2 separate regions of the Homo sapiens genome follow, and region 2 is linked to region 1. The links are chromatin loops, found by intact Hi-C in ENCODE. Cell type or tissue: CD14-positive monocyte. All regions are shown on one strand. Links, peaks and the distances in the headings refer to the core of each region. The heading gives the core; the rest is flanking DNA.

Region 1 (5,391 bases), core at 100-5,099:
GCAAACAACAGTTGTCCAGGGCCTTACCTGACTCTGAGAGTGTGTTTAACTAGGGAAGGGTATAAAAGGCCTGATTGTAGCCACAGATCAGGCCACATTCTCTAATATGGTTTTACTGGAATAAAGCTGACATTTTGTTCTCCATCAACCTGATGCCAGAGTCCATTTCTCAACAGGGAATGAGAAGTGATTTTTTTACTCTCTTAGACACCAATGGCATCTACTCTTTCTCATCATGTAACTATGTTAATATTTGAAGGTTGTCTTCATATTCCTCTTTGGTTTTTCTCTTTTCCAGCCTGACATTAGTTCACCGTTTTTCCTCTTAGGATGTAAATCCAGACCTCTTATTCTCCTGATTATAATGGTCAAGGACCCCCTTAATGACAGACCTGACCTAGTACTCTGGACATGGACTCTTAGAGAAGAACTACTGCCACCATGATCCATGATGCTATATTCTAATAATGCACCCTCCTATTAGTTGTTCTTTTTTAAAAGTAGGTATACGTTAGTATTGAATCACATTGAGTTTCCCACCAACTAATGTCCCTAAATCTTTTCCTTATTACTTGCTATCAACCTAAGCTTCCTCCTTCAAGACTTAACATACTATTTTGTTAACCTTAGCTTAGGACTTTACATTAATCTGTGTAAAATTCTGACTCACTGGTTCTAGTAGCATAATACAGTTATGAGCATGGGCTTTGGTGATAGACAAATGGTCCTCTGCCATCTGTGCCTCTTATTGGCTGTGGGACTTGGGTAAATGACTTAGCATATCTGTGCCTCTACATCTATCTATAGAATGGAATATTACTAGTATACACCTCAGAGGGTCACTGTGAGGATTAAATGAGAGAAGTCATACAACACATTTAGCATTTTGCCTGGCACACAGTAAGTACTCAATAAATGCTACATATGGTTGTTATTAGCAAATCCGCCCATCAACCTACACAGATCTTTAAAAAATCCTATCTCACTTGTTGCAAAAGCACATTATTTGTGCTTTCGTCAGAAATTTTTAATGAGAAAATTGGATAGAACAGCATCACTAGACAGGTTCCTGAGGCTTACCCTGAGGACCCCTCTCCAGATGGACATTAGTCCATCCATCAGGTCAAAACTGCCAGTGGACATTTGTTCAACCAGCTATGAATCTACTTAACCTCAACAAGACAACAAGAGTATCATAAAAATCTTAGCCAAACTCCTCCCAGAAATAAAAATCTATCCCTTGACATTTCCATAACCAATAAGATGAACTGTGAAAGACTTTAAGGATGTTAGAAATAGGAATGTTTTGTTTTCAATGAGCTCATATTGACTCCTAATAATCACATTTTTCTCACACGTAATCATTCAGTAATCCACTCTAAAAATTTGCTGAAGATCAATGTCCTGTGCATTCTGGAACATGTCTTCTTCTTCACTCCATTTCTTCAAAATTAGGATAGTGTCCAGTGCCATTTTCCATTACTATGACACCAAACCCTATTGCTATCATTTCTCATAAATGATGTGATTACACTGGCAAATTCTGTCACTACCCAGTGCTGTGGTTCCAATGGAAAGTCCCCAGTAGTGAGTTAGGAGGGTTCTAAACCAGTCCAAATTGTTCAGCAAACTGCTGACCACCCAAAGGACACACATGGTGGTATTTACCTTGCTGCTGGTGCTGCTGTTGTTGCTGCTGCTAACAGCTCTATGTAAGGCTCTGAGTCAAGTATTTTACATGGATTGTCTAATTTAATTCTCAAAACAGCCCTCTGAGGTCAGTGTAAAGATAATATCCTTTTTAGAGCGGGGTCTTAGGTCATACAGCATGTAAGTGGCTGACCTAGTATTCAAACCCAGTTCAATCAGATTCTAGAGCCAAACTTCCAACCAAGTGCCATATTATCTCCCTTTTTTACTAAATGGCACTATTTCATTGTATGAACTGTACAGCTTGGGTCCAGTCCCAGCCTTGCAGGCACAGAAATTTGACCTTGTCAGTATCCCAGAGTTGAATAGACTTAGGCATGATGCCTTCCCCTGACGAAGTTCACAACAAACTGGTGGAGCAAACGAGAATGCCAATGTGTTGATTTACAACAGTTATGTATCTGTCATACAGACCATAACAATCTGACCAGAGCATTTTTCCCTTTAGAGGGTTCTACTTACAGAGGCAAACTGTAAACACAAGACATCATAATAGGAGGCATTTGCTATAGAACTTGAATGTTAAATTGAATTTCCAACAAAGAAGGACTTGCCAGTGACACTGAAACTTTGAAGACTACCAACATTCACATTTCTATGGACAGTTACTGTGGGTACAGGGCACAACCAGTGTTTGCCTCTGGGTGCTTCTGATGTCGACCAACCCCCTTTCTGACACACTGGTGCATTACTTACGTCTAGGCCAGTCTTTGGCCTAGAGACAATGACTTTCCTTAGGTGACTTTCCACAACTATGCTCTGATATCTGATGGTTTTATATATTAATTTATTTCCCAACCAAGTTGTTGAGTAACCTTCCCCACCATATCTAGTCTACAATCTATAATATAATTCACTCTGGCCTAAGGCCTTTAATTCATTTAAGAAAGCTAGGAGCTCTCCTACTTTCTTATGTTTTATTTTTCTTTTTTCCCCCTTAAAGCCATGTATACCATATTCAGTTGGCAACACAAAAGAGGTGCTACAATAGTGAAGGTGGTACAAAAACAGGACCTGAGATGTTCTTTTCATTCTTCTATCTTCTCCAAACATTGGTTTCAATGGGGAAAGCGGGTGGAGGGAGGGCAATGTGATTAGAGAGATTCTTGCAGGCAGGGAGCAAGGCCCTTGAACTAAAAGTGGAAGTAGCCTTATATTCAGATAAATCAGTCACTAGGCACTGGGTGGGGAGGGGAAAGGGTCACAAAGAATGTTCTGAGCTAGGCCACTTAATGATTTTAGACATGCCTACCTAGGAAATGCACCATGTGGCAATGCTCTTGTTCTGACCACAGCACATTAGTCAGAGAAACATCCTCAGAGAGAAGATCAAGGAAGACAAGGCACATGTTTGAGTGTGGGAACACAACTGACACTAAGTGAAGCTTGACAACCTGAAAATGAAAGTGACTGGAAATGAAGTGAAACCATTCTGTTAGTAAAGAATGGAATGCGAAAATGAAATGAACATTTTAAATAGAGCACACTGCCCTTCATTTTACTTGGTGACTCAGCCTGGGAGTTTCTGTAATACATACAGAATTCTGTTTGGTGAAGTGACCTACTTGCTCTTTGTGGGCGACCATATCGTGAACAGCTGGGGAGTAACTCACTCCACGTCAACATGATACTGATCACAAGCGCATTTCCTTGCTTTTGCAGAGTGCAATGGAGATTTCAAAGCACTTCTTCCCAAGTATTTTCTCCTTTAATTCTCACACAAACTCTGTGAGATTGTTGTCCATTTTGTTACAGGTAAGAAAACTATTTTAAGTTCAGTGTTTTTTCCATGATACTACAGCAGTGGCAGTTACTACTAGAGCTCATGCAGAATTCACTGAAGGCCACCAAGACACAAGACACACACAATGGTCATTCCATCACCCTTAAGTAACCTAAGGCCTGGTCATGTATATACATAGAATGGTATGTTACCATCCCTAATATCTTTAAGATCAAACCCACATGTACAAGAACATTTTTAAGGTAGTCCTATCTATTTGGCTCCAGAGTATTTGAATACTGCAATATAAATACTGATCACCTTTATTTGCTTCAGGCATGGTGTATAAAAATTGTCATCCCATTGAATAAATCCCTTGTTACCTGGTCTCAACGTTCCTAACTATAGAACTATTCTAAAGATATTCCTGGCTGGGTGCGGTGGCTCACACCTGTAATCCTAGCACTTTGGGAGGCTGAGGCAGGTGATTACCTCAGGTCAGGAGTTAGAGACCAGCCTGGCCAACATGGTGAAATCCTGTCTCTACTAAAAATACAAAAATTAGCTGGGCATGGTGGCGTACGCCTGTTGTCCTAGCTCCTCAGGAGGCTGAGGCAGGAAAATCACTTGAACCCGGGTGGCGGAGGTTGCAGTGAGCTGAGATGGCGCCACTGCACTCCAGCCTGGGTGACAGAGTAAGACTCTGTCTCAAAAAAAAAAAAAAAAGGTATTCCTAGAGTATGTTTCGCTCAGACTAATACAGCCTGATGAAATTCCAGTGCCAAATAAGGAAAAAGATCGTGTGCTCATGGAGGAATATTACTGCCTGGCAAGAAGCTTCCTTTAATACCACTTAAAAAGATTAGCAGGAGGAAGAAAATCACGATTACAATAAAAGAATTATCACTAAAATTTCTCAGTGCAATTCCTTTCTTTGATGCCTAAACACAGGACCTTCTATTCTAGCAAGATGGTAGTTAAGGCATGTGTATCCGAAGGGCAGGAGATCCCTAAGTGGGTACAGAATATCTTACAATCATCTTCCCAAAAGTAGATTAAAAGTGGACTGGTGCATTTTTCAGATCTAAATATTCTCCTTTCTCTTCGCCCTCACTTCTGCTCTTTTAAATGTTGGAAAAAAAAATGAACAAGGCAACAAAGAAAATTTTAAAATGCTCATGGAAAAACTCATCTTCTAGAAGGGAATCTTAGTGGGAGGGACAATTCCTCTCAGAGAGTTATCAGTGAAGCTGTGAAAATATGAGGCCCTGGAAGCCAGAGGTGTCACCCAACAAGGCTGCAGCAAGGACAATTAGCAATGGCTGCTGTGCCCTCTGTCACTGCCTCAACTTAGAAAGGATGTCTTTGTCAGCCTCAGGATACTTAGCATGGTGCCTACCTCACAGAGAGTTCTATAAATAATTGCTGAGTGAAATCAGATGAAATGGAAACAGTTTCAACATGTCCCAAAAGTATTAGATACTTGAGTGCTAGAGTGGAATTGTTCTCTATTGGAAGAAAAGAAAAAAATATACCATTTTGAGTTGCAAGTCTTCAAGTCTTGCAATGTGAAGGATGACAAAATCTTCCTGATCTCCAAACTGGGTCACCTATCATGAAAGAGGAAAGCACTTCTGCAAAGTGCTACACCCTAGAAAACATCTTAAACCACTCAACAAAACAAGATTTCACCTCAAGGGAAGACTATCGAAGATCTCCACAGATTCCATTCAATTCAGTAAAGATTTCACTTTCAGATTGCCCATAGAGGTTGCCTGTGGGTGCTGGCTACTCAACTGCTGCTGAGCACAGTGCAACTCTATCATAATGCAGCTTGTCATCCCACAGATGTAATATCCACTAGGGTATAATATATAACCCCAATGAGTTTTACTGTTGAATAGAGATGCTGTAATGTATGGTGCAGCCACAGACCTGCATGGAGGGTCAGTTAACCT
Region 2 (5,391 bases), core at 94-5,093, 250 kb after region 1:
AAACCTTAGGAGGAGATACAGAAAAAGAAAGCACCATTTGTTCTGGTTAATGTTGTTGTGTAATGTTTTCTGGGGTGTGCCCTGTAGGCATGTTGAAATCATAACTAAATAAATCAGCTCCAGCAACGCAAAGAAACAATATTCCCTTCCCCTTTGGCTGCCTGAAGGAATAATGGCATCTTCTCCATGATGTGCACACACTTTGGAGCTGCTTTGTTTTTAATCTTCTGCCAAGTCAAGTTTTAGTTTTATTTTAATTTTGGTAACCACAGTAAATTCCAAATCTTTGACAAGTAAATGCTTTCTTTCTCGCCAGAATCCCACTCACTTTCCTTTCTAACTCTAGGAGTTCAATAATGGCTGCAGTACTGATCTCTTTTCATGAACAAGAAAATAAATACACTATAAATTAAGCATATTTCCTGACATTTACATGATGGTTTAAATGTGACATGAGTACAATAAAATTGTCATCTTGTTTGCCCATCATTGTATAAATATATATGTATATATATTTATGTGTACTGTAGGGAAAAGAACAGCATAGAAAGTCAGGAGATGTGCACTCAAGTCTCATTCATTTCAGTTGGCTGTATGACGTTAGTTTAAAAACTTAAATTTGGTTTCCCTATGTATAAAAGTTAGGCAAATATACTAGATGGTTTTCAAAGTCCCTTTCACTTTAAAATTCTGATTCATAAGATTATGTCTGTTACCGATTTTTTTTAAACACATGAAAAAGTCACTCAAAAAAATCCTAAAAAAAAGAAAAACCCTAATTTTTGGTGGTAAAATGAAATAAGCCTCAGAAATTATCTAATCTGTACAGCTTTGAAACTACATTCTATGGGAAATGCCTAAGCCAAGAGTTATAAACTGTTTATTTCTTGGAAGGATTTCATAGTTTAAAGAGAAAGATTGCAACCGGCTAATCTAGTTCAGCTCTGTCATTACAGATGAAGAAACTGAGATCAGGAATGAAAGAAGAAATATATTAACACATCCATAAAATACTGTGCAACTATTTAAAATGATGGTAAGAGAAAAGGGGTCAAGATAAGTTAAAAAAGAAATGAGGCTATAAAACTGCGTAAGTATTTATTCATTTTTCAGAGCAATAAATTCATTGTATCACTTTCTTTAAAATATTCTCATTATATAAATTCAAATACTACAAAAAATACACAGAAAAGATGCATTAAATCATCCAAAATCTCACCATTGAGAAATATTAGGTATTAGATTAGCAATTAGTGACATTATTCCAGACAACTGGAATATACACATAGATAATGAATGCACAGAAATAAATGTATTCTTTCTGGGATGAGATTATAGTCACAGTTAAAAATAAAAAATATCAATTCTATACACATGGATACACATATACACATAGATAATGGATGGACAGAAATAAATGTATTCTTTCTGGGATGAGATTATATTCACAGTTAAAAATAAAAAATATCAATTCTAATTTTACCTGCAATTAACAGAAGCCGAAATGAAACTGAAGAAATTTTAAATCTTAGACAAATGTTTCTTCACTCAAGAAACATTAATTGTGAAAAAGTCCCTCTAACTTTAAGAAAAATGATCAAAACCACAAAGAATAGATTAACATTACTTTTAAACTACTTTACATTTGAGACAGTTCTGATTGAATTGTTGCTATGAATAAGATTAATAATCTCTCATTCCCATTTCCCTTCTACCTACCTTCCAATTTTTATTGTATATATTTGTTTTACTTTGCCATGATGTAGAGTGTTTACAGTCTGTTGTACTGCCACACTTTCTACAGTATCTAAATCTTACATATATATATGAAGGTATTTAATATCACAACACTTTTTTGGTTTGATTCCTCTCTTGGTTGGCTAAATTTCAACAATTAGTTCTTTTTCAGAAAGGTCTCACAGATACTATATTCTCTGGGTTCTTTCACATTTGAGAGGATACGCCTGTGGCCTTTATACCTCAACAACAACTTGGCTGGGTACACTGTTCTTGGGCCGTAATTTCTTTTATCAGAACTGTGTTGACATAGCTCCTGTAGTATTGCACATTGTTGTGAAGTCTGAGGCCAGTCTAAACTTCTTCCTTGTAGATAACTTTTGCTTTTCTTCCTTATAGATAACTTTTGCTTTTGCTTACATGACTGAAGAAACCTTTCTCTTGTTTGGCAACAATCAGGATATGACATGATGTTGAACCTTCTCTACCAATTTTCAGGATTCAATGTATCTTTTGATCTGCAGGTTCAGTTCCTCATTTCAGTGAAGTTTTGCTATATCACTTCTCCAAATACTTTTTTAGTTTGATTTGTTGGGTCCACTTCCTCAAAGACACCAGTAATCCTTTCAACTTCATATCAGATCATTGTTAACCAAATTGCTTTCATCTTTGTGTCTTACTCCTGTGTTTACCGTGATTATTCCACGCTTTCACTCCAAACCATTAAATTTTTAGTCACCTCTATTGTATTCCATACTAGTTCTATATCATCTGTTAGTTTTGCAATAGAGGTGTTCTTGTCCTCAGATGTGCTTCCTTAGCTATATAAACTCACTTTTTAACAATATGAACTCATTTTAAGATGTTATTTGTAGGTACATGTATGTGTGTGAGTCTATGTGTATGTGTGCATATACATGTACTATAAAAGCCCAAAAGGCTTTTATCTAACTTTATCAGAATGTTATAGTTTTCTGCTGTAGTCAGCGATCTCTTTTCCTTTTTGCCTATCTGAATTTCCTAAATGTTTTCATAGTGAACATAATATGTTTACACACTGATGTTGACAGACACATGCAAATTTAAATGTTGTATACATATTTCTAGAAAAAGAGTAGATTTCCAGAAAAAAAAATACTGAGAAAAGAAGAGATGAAATGATTTGTCTAAGCAAGGAAACGGTAGGACCGTTTCCTTCAACTATACTATACTGTTTCCAAGATGTTTGCTTCTCACAGGATAGCTACACATTTTCAGAGAACTGAAATATCCAGCCAAGGACTAAACATCTTTATGTCAAAATGTATACAAGAATAATATCCTTCCTCAAGCTATGTGTATGGTGTTCAGTCTTTGAAAAATAGGAAAGTAAGCAATGTCAGCATTCTGATAGCCAGCATATCTTTGTCTGAGACACAGATACACAGTGGATATGAATGAAAACCTCTCCTACTTTCTTAGTGACCAATTTTGTTCTTCTGTTTCAAGCTTTAGCAAGTATAGCCCTCAGAAAATTTCTTCATCAAAACTGTATCGAAAAAAGGAAATTCCAACTGGGCATGGTCGCTTGTGTCTGTAATCCCAACAGTTTGGGAAGCAGAGGTAGGAGAATTGCTTGAGCCCAGAAGTTTGAGACCAGCCTGGGCAACATAGCGAGACTCTGCCTCTATAAAAATAAAAAAATTAGCCAGGTGTGGTGGCGCACACCTGTGGCCCCAGCTACTCGGGAGGTTGAGGTGGGAGAATCACTTGAGCCCAGGAAGTCGAGGCTGCAGTAAGCCATGATCATGCCACTGCACTCAGCCTGAACAACAGAATGAGGCCCTGTCTTGAATAAATGAATGAATGAATGAACAAACGAACAAATAATAACTTAGGAAATTCTGTAGCCAGGCACAGTGGCTCATGCCTGTAATCCCAACATTTTGGGGGAACCAAGAAGGGAGGATTGCTTGAGGCCAAGAGTTCCAGACCAGCCTGGGCCACAAAGTCAGACCCTGTCTCTACAAAAAATTAAAAAATTAGCCAGGCATAAAGGCAGGTGCCTGTTGTTCCAGCTACTTGGGAGGCAGAGGTTGGAGGATTGCTTGAGCCCAGTAATTTGAGGCTGCAGTGAGCTATGACTGCAAGACTGCACACTAGCCTGAGCAAGAGAGCTAGACCCTGTCTCTAAAAAAAGAAAAAGAAAGAAAAAAGGCAGTTCCTCTGAGTGTGGCAAATTGTTAATTAATATATCTAAGTTCTATCCAGTGTTCTTGCAAATATATTTATCTTAAATTTATTTTATCCTAGATACACTGTGGGTAAACTGCTATATCTAAACTCATGTTGATGCTATCAAATTCCTAAAATCTTGGGACAGGGTCCTAGAACAAAAATCTATTTTTCTAAAGTGAAAGATAAAAACTATAGGCTCTCCTGAAGTGCTGAGCTGAAAACAACAAGAGTCTTCTTGATGACTAAGAAAATAAAGGTGACAAAGGAAACAATCATAACGATTCTGAATTTTTAAAGGAAGAGATGAAATGATGTTATAGAAAGATCAAGTAAAGTAGTGTCAAACCATTTATAAAGTTGAGGCTCAGCTCCTACTATTACATGACTTTGAACAAGCAATTCAACTTCTCTGAACTTGATTCTGCATCTGCTCAACAGAAACAGTATTATTTCTGTCAAGTAGTATATTTATACACTTAACATAGAACGTTATGTTTGCATATTTCTATTATACACACACACACAAACATACACACACACTTCTTTTTTTTTTTTGAGATGGAGTCTTGCTCTGTTGCCCAGGCTGTAGCGCAGTGGCGCGATCTCAGCTCATTGCAACCTCCGCCTCCCAGGTTCAAGCAATTCTCCTGCCTCAGCCTCCCAAGCAGCTGAGATTACAGGCACCCACCACCACCATGGCCAGCTAATTTTTTTGTATTTTTAGTAGAGACAGGGTTTCACCATGTTGGCCAGGCTAGTTTCAAACTCCTGACCGCAAGTGATCCACCTGTCTTGGCCTCCCAAAGTGCTAGGGTTACAGGGATGAGCCACTGCACCCGGTCATATTTCTATGAAGTTTTAAAGTGCTTTTACAAAGAATGTCTTATTATTGGCAGGAATAAGCAAATATATAATTAGTAAAGAACCATTTTCATTGTCAAAATATAGATATGCTAGAAAGAAGACAGCATGGTAAATTTTGACTGTTTTATCAACTTTAACTATGTCAACTAATAACACTTTTAGATCAGCATATTTATACCCGGCTTACCATTATTTTTCAAGGCTAACATAAATTTCAAAAGAAAGTATTGGCCGGGTGCGGTGGCTCATGCCTGTAATCCCAGCACTTTGGGAGGCTGAGGCAGGAGGATCACAAGGTCAGGAGATCGAGACCATCCTGGCTAACACGGTAAAACCCCATCTCTACTAAAAATACAAAAACATTAGCCAGGCGTGGTGGCGGGCGCCTGTAGTCCCAGCTACTCAGGAGGCTGAGGCAGGAGAATGGTGTGAACCCAGGAGGCGGAGCTTGCAGTGAGCCAAGATCGCACCACTGCACTCCAGCCTGGGCAACAGAGCAAGACTCTGTCTCAAAAAAAAAAAAATATTGACCAAAGGAAATCAGGAGAATCAAACACAAACATTCTAAAAATT

Evidence for each region. Hi-C counts contacts between places; a loop is a spot of excess contacts. Peaks named below come from ENCODE experiments on the same cell type or tissue, not always from the same donor. Only the 100,000 strongest peaks of a DNase experiment are listed, where the experiment ranks them.
Region 2: a loop joins it to region 1, with 2.3 times the contacts of the local background. A loop is called at or near these places in 6 of 110 quality-filtered maps.

What each region holds. Positions count from the first base shown.
Region 1 is chr14:68,208,730-68,214,120 of GRCh38, reverse strand. The region is part of intron 7 of RAD51B (RAD51 paralog B); the gene reads right to left. Among named protein-coding and RNA genes, the nearest start is that of RAD51B, 390 kb to the right of the region's middle. RefSeq lists enhancers at 2,913-3,192, 3,363-3,562. In CD14-positive monocyte, for the core only: no CTCF peak of the experiment used is centred there; a DNase peak (open chromatin) is centred at 3,090; H3K4me3 peaks cover 1,391 bases; H3K27ac peaks cover 2,102 bases.
Region 2 is chr14:67,959,203-67,964,593 of GRCh38, reverse strand. The region is part of intron 7 of RAD51B (RAD51 paralog B); the gene reads right to left. Among named protein-coding and RNA genes, the nearest start is that of RAD51B, 140 kb to the right of the region's middle. In CD14-positive monocyte, for the core only: no CTCF peak of the experiment used is centred there; a DNase peak (open chromatin) is centred at 2,233; H3K4me3 peaks cover 1,425 bases; H3K27ac peaks cover 2,794 bases.